Regions from separate parts of the Homo sapiens genome. Here region 1 is linked to region 2. The links are chromatin contacts, found by Hi-C or POLR2A ChIA-PET in ENCODE. All regions are on one chromosome and are shown on one strand. The core of a region is the stretch at or near the end of the contact, and the rest is flanking DNA. Distances in the headings are between cores, read along the strand shown.

The links. A loop is a pair of places that touch in the nucleus more often than their neighbours do. ChIA-PET counts read pairs that join two places held with the same protein, here RNA polymerase II (POLR2A). Pooled maps may share reads with other maps.
Region 1: a loop to region 2 is called in a map of endothelial cell of umbilical vein, with 4 times the contacts of the local background. The contact joins the enhancer-like site here to the promoter of ZNF821 in region 2. A Hi-C loop is called at or near these places in 16 of 168 maps with a recorded cell type or tissue (CD4-positive, alpha-beta memory T cell, Calu3, G401 and 10 more), 7 of 37 single-sample maps with no recorded cell type and 22 of 50 pooled maps. POLR2A ChIA-PET finds 5 or more read pairs at or near these places in 30 of 52 experiments (A549, A673, AG04449 and 23 more).

The regions. Positions count from the first base shown.
Region 1 is chr16:71,926,219-71,928,918 of GRCh38, reverse strand. It overlaps IST1 (IST1 factor associated with ESCRT-III), which reads right to left. Exons shown (of 10, transcript NM_001270975.2): 10 at 1-1,305. The coding sequence ends at 1,106. Among named protein-coding and RNA genes, the nearest start is that of IST1, 32 kb to the right of the region's middle. Within about 2 kb of position 1,323, at least 15 of the 41 ENCODE cell types and tissues checked have a DNase peak (open chromatin) inside an H3K27ac peak, as active enhancers do; they include ascending aorta, endothelial cell of umbilical vein, heart left ventricle and 2 more, where a contact is called at or near this core.
Region 2 is chr16:71,882,813-71,885,512 of GRCh38, reverse strand. ZNF821 (zinc finger protein 821) reads left to right here and starts at 1,331. Exons shown (of 8, transcript NM_001201552.2): 1 at 1,331-1,605; 2 at 2,240-2,302. RefSeq lists enhancers at 1-465, 2,306-2,505 and silencers at 1,046-1,805, 1,826-1,945.

The DNA of each region.
Region 1 (2,700 bases), core at 74-2,573, 43 kb before region 2:
ATGTACAGGTATACTACACAGAAGCAAAAGCTGTATCATCCAATCCCAAAGCCACCCCTGTGGGGAAGGATGACCTTAGCTATGGGCCAAAGGAGTAACAGAAGTTATGACATAAGAGTCCCATCCATCCAGGAAAGCAGTGAACAACTACAGCTGCATGGGCACCAAAAATTTTTCTGAGATTAGTTTTAAAGGTTCCATGAATCAAAGTTTTCAAATGAAAACAGGTACCCCTCTTTTCCTGTAGGCTTTCCAGCTCACTACCCAAAAGACTTGAGTACTTCTATTAAGGCAGCTGGAAGCCCACCCTAGGACTTGAATGGCACCTTGTCCTTTCTCTGCCAGTAATGCAATCCAACACAATATGCTACAGGGAAAACAGAATTTCCACGGTGCCGCCCTCTGGTACAAGGGAAACAGCACGCAAAGCAAAAGGCCACAGAGGGCTCCCTGAGAATCCAGTACAACTAAGCGAGGCCTTCAACTGTCAAGACAAACTTTGCAACTGGATCCCGGTGGGACAGTGCCCTGCAGCGAGGAGTACTGTATATGCCAATGAGAGGGCCCAGCTTCCAGGAACCGTTACAATGGCGTCCCGAGTCATTTTCCCTCTCCCACTTGCATTCGAGAGTGAGAAAACACACAAGGTGGCCTTGATTCTCACTCACCACAATCCCCCTGTACAGAGGGGTCTGTTTCTAAGTCTGGAACCTCAACACGAGGCTGGGATGCTTCACAACGTGCTCTCTCCCACTGTCCAGCCATCTTTGGTGGTCTTCCCACAGTGCTTCCCCCATCCTCTCACACTCCTGTGGAGGGACCATGGGACGGGCCAGGAGGAAACCTGGGATCACTCTGACAGGAAACGGACAAGCACAGCTGCCAGGAGCCAGTTGCTCTGGCCTCAGTCTCCAATTGTTAGTCTCAGGATCAACAGAGAACTGGAAAGCAGCAGAATCTGGAGGAGCAGGAAGAGAGCCCAGAGGGAGTGTTGTGCTGAGTGACGGTTAACAGATGAAACAGAATTTCATGGAGATTCTTTGTTACAAGGAGAAATTGCTCAGTCTCAACTCCCAAAACGTGAAAGTTGCCTGGTTTAAGAGACCTATGTTTTCTTTTTCAGCTCTTCAAACCTCCGGGAAAGATCATCAAAGTCAATGTCTTCAGATGCTGAGGTGCTGGCACCAGCAGATGCAGTTGGTAGTGTGTCTGGCACAGATGGCAACTCTGGTAGGACAAAGTTGTCATAGTTATCTGCAGGTCTGGAAGGAAGCTTTGCAGAGGCTTCTGGCTTGGGTCCAGGACCTAATTAGGGCAAGGAGCACAACGTTACAAATACCAGAGAAATGACTCAGATCCCCTTTGGCAGTAAAAATAAAATGATCAAAACACAGGAGAAAACCTTAGTTCACAAACTTTTTTTTTTTTTTTTGAGACAGTCTCCCTCTGTCACCCAGGCTGGAGTGCAGTTGGCGTGATCTCAGCTCACTGCACCTCTGCCTCCTGGGTTCAGGCAATTCTCCTGCCTCAGCCTCCTGAGTAGCTGGGATTACAGGCGCATGCCACCACACCTGGCTAATTTTTGTATTTTTAGTAGAGAGAGGGTTTCACCAGGTTGGCCTTGAACTCTGATCTCAAGTGATCCACACACCTCAGCCTCCCAAAGTGCTGGATTACAGGTGTGAGCCACCGCATCTGGCTAAAAAAAAGTTAATTCTAGAGGCTAATAAACATTTGAATGACAGTTAATATCTACATTTTCTAATTAGGGTTGAATCCTGTTTTACTTTCCTGTGGTGAGAAAAAAGTTTAAGGGAAATCAAAGTGGGATACATGGGGCCACATCCACAGAGCAATCGACTGTTCCTTTTCATAAGGTCTGTTACTTTACCAACTAAGTCCAAGGAGTGATAATAGGATTCTGATAGAACAAACACTGCTTCCTTAAGAACCAACATTCTTTAGGGATTGGGGGCAAAGTTTTTTTAAAGGAATATAATGTCCAAGTTATTTTGTTATAATAGTCTGATCTGTATTTCCAGTCTTCCATCTAGTATTTTATATTAAGATCATGCCCCCACACACATCTACTGTATGTTTCCTTAAGTTCTAGATTCAGGAAAACTAAATTACAAAAAAATCAAAATAGTGCTCTGACTCTGGAGGGAAGGGCAGAGTTGACTGGCAACAAGGGAACTTTGAGGTAAGAGTAATGTTGTATACCTTGATCAGAGAGTGGAATTGTCTGTGTATACACTTAAAATGTATGGGTTTGCCGGGCGTGGTGGCTCACGCCTGTAATCCCAGCACTTTGGGAGGCCGATGTGGGCAGATCACAAGGTCAGGAGATCAAGACCATCCTGGCTAACATGGTGAAACCCCATCTCTACTAAAAATACAAAAAAAAATTAGCCAGGCGTGGTGGGGGATGCCTGTAGTCCCAGCTACTTGGGAGGTTGAGGCAGGAGAATGGCGTGAACCCGGGAGGTGGAGCTTGCAATGAGCCGAGATCACGCCACTGCATTCCAGCCTGGGTGACAGAGCAAGACTGCCTAAAAAAAAAAAAAACTATGAGTTTTTTTAAAATGTAAATTGTATCTCCATAAGACAACTGTCTAATATTATTTATATTCTTTTTAGACAAAGTCTCACTCTGTCGCCCAGGCTGGAGTGCAATGGCATAATCTTGGTTCACTACAA
Region 2 (2,700 bases), core at 82-2,581:
ATTTGCATGATGCTTTTAGCCATTTGTTTTACTTAACTGGCACAACAACCCTCGGAGAGTAAAGGCCAGGAATTATTGCATCATTATCCATTTGACATCTTAGGAAGCAGAGGCTCAGAACAGGGAAGTGACTTGCCCAAAGTCAACAGGCTGGTGGGTGGCAGAGCTGGGGCTCAAAGCCAGATCTTCTAATACCAGATCTCATCTTCTTTCCTCTGCATTCCCTGCTTCTCCAGGTAAGCGATGCCAGGGCAGGCTCAGGCATTCTAGAAGAGAGGAAGAAAAGAAGGCAACAGGAACTAGGAGAGAGAAGGACGTGGACAGGAGGAGGTGTTTGACTAGAAGTGCGTCCAACCAGGCCGGGCACAGTGGCTTACGCCTGTAATCCCAGCACTTTGAGAGGCCGAGGCGGGAGGATCACCTGAGGTCAGGAGTTCGGGACCAGCCTGGCCAACATGGTGAAACCCCGTCTACTAAAAATACAAAAATTAGCTGGGCGTGGTGGTGCACGCCTGTAGTCCCAGCTACTCGGGAGGCTGAAGCACGAGAATCGCTTGAACCTGGGAGGCGCAGGTTGCAGTGAGCGAAGATCGCGCCATTGCATTGCAGCCTGGGTGACAGAGCGAGACTCTGTCTCAAAAAAAAAAAAAAAAAAAAGGTCCAACGGCTCTCCATTGCCCCCAAACATCCCTCAAGTGACAACAGTGCCACAAGTTCCCCTGCCCCTGGGTCTGCAGCCAATGTTATTTTATCAGTTGAGAATCATGTCAGAAAATTAAATACTCAAAAGAAATCTCAAGATTTCCCAGCTCTGAGGTTCTGACAGCTGAACTTGGCCCCTCCCACCAAGGCCCGTGGTCACATTCAAAGCCTCGGGAGCCGAAGCCACCGCGAAGCGTGGGGGAATGAGGCGAAGAGGGTTTGTGACGGTGGTGGGGATCCGGGCTAAGGAGAGGGGGTGCCTGCGGCGGAGCTGTGGTTGGGGGTTGTGGGTTTTGTGGCTGAACTCGATGGTGGGGTAAGAAACCAGGATCGGGGCTGGGTAGGGTGGCGTTTACACGTCCAGGAAGGTCTGGGGGAGCTGAGCGGCTGAGACAGCCAGAGAAAGACCCGGGAATGGGCGAGGCGGGGGGTTCCGGAGCCCTGGAACGCGGGCGAGCCCCTCTCGGGCGCCCGGGATTGGGCGCTCCCCGGAGCCCCTCCTCTCCAGAGCCCCTCTCCTCAGGCCCCGCCCACAACGCCAGGCGCGCGCCGGGCCGCGGGGAAGGGGACCTGGCCGGCGCGGGGGAGGGGGAGAGGGAGGCTCGTGCACGCGCCTCACTAGCTGCGGGTGCGCGAGCCGCGCGCTCCCGCCGCCCGCGTCGCCATCTTTTTCCCCCTCCGTCTGTCTGTCTGCTGTTGGCTTTGTCCGTCTGCAGCGCCGCCCCTCGGCTCCCCGCCACCGGCTCGGCTCGGCCCGGAGCCCCTTCCGCTCGCCGGGGCCCAGTCCCGGAGCGCCCCGGCCCGGCTGGCTTGGGCTGCGGTCCCGGGTCCATTGTCCGGCGGTCCGTCTGTCCGGAGGCGGGGCCCAGGGACCCAGAGCGCAGCGCAGCGCCGAGGCGCCGGGTAAAAAGACCCCCTGCCCTCCCTCCGGGTCCGGGCTGGGGATGCGGGCTCCTCGCCCCCTCGCGGCCGCCGGCTGTTGGTCCTTTTGTCTGCACTGGGGAGAGGGCCGGGGGCCAGCTCCGGCCTAGGGGGGCAGCCCGGGCTCACCCTCCCCGCTTCCAACCCCAATTCCTCCCCGGCCGCTCCTCCTGCTGCCCCTTGGCGCTCTCGGGCGCGGGGCGCGGGGTGCGGGGCCGGGGGGCTTTTGCGCGGGCCGCGGGCACCCCGCCTCCTCGGGCCCCGGCGGGGACGGCCCCGGCGTCTGACAGCCTTGGGTGGAGCTGGGGGAGGGGAGGATGGGCGTGGGCGTGCAGACCGGGGGGTATCAGTCCCCGCGTCTGGGTCTCGCAGAAAAGCTTCTAAATTTAGATTTCGGAGATTGTGTTGTCTAAGGGTTTGTCTGAGCCGCCTCGGAAGACCTCCGGCTCTTGTCAGGCTCTTGTCTGGTAATTCCTGGGAATTTACCTGGGCTCATGCTTGAAGAAGCAGAGGGACCATCTCGGCTGATTAGACACGCCCCAGACCCAACCCCAGGGGTCAGGTGAACAGCCAGGCGGCTAAGTGACCAGCTTTCTTGTCCTCTCCTTTTTGGCAGATACAGATCACTTGGATTCAGTCGAGTTTGCTTTGCTCCGTGGGAACTGCACCAGAGCTGGAGGTGGGAACGCACTCTCTTTTCATCAAGCTGAGATTTCACTCGTTTTTTTTCTTGCCAAAGTCTGTGGTGTGCCCTAGACGCTGCAACCTAATACCTGTGGGAGAGCAGAGACAGTGTTCAGGGGAGACGTTGCACCTTCCCGAGGACTCTTAACCTTGCTCTGAAGACAGACAGAACTGCTTTCCTTTTAAAATGGAATCCCTTTAGACCTGAATCTCACCGTTTACCTGTCTTCCCAGCCCATGTTCAGGCAGCTATCTATTTACATTTTTGGTTTGGTTTGGTTTCAGGTTTTGGCTTGGAAATTGAGGCAGTGTTAAAAGTAAAACAAAATGAGTGACCTTTAGGGCTGTATGTCTCTGGGTTTTATTAGCTTTAACTGCCTATAAAACAAGTCA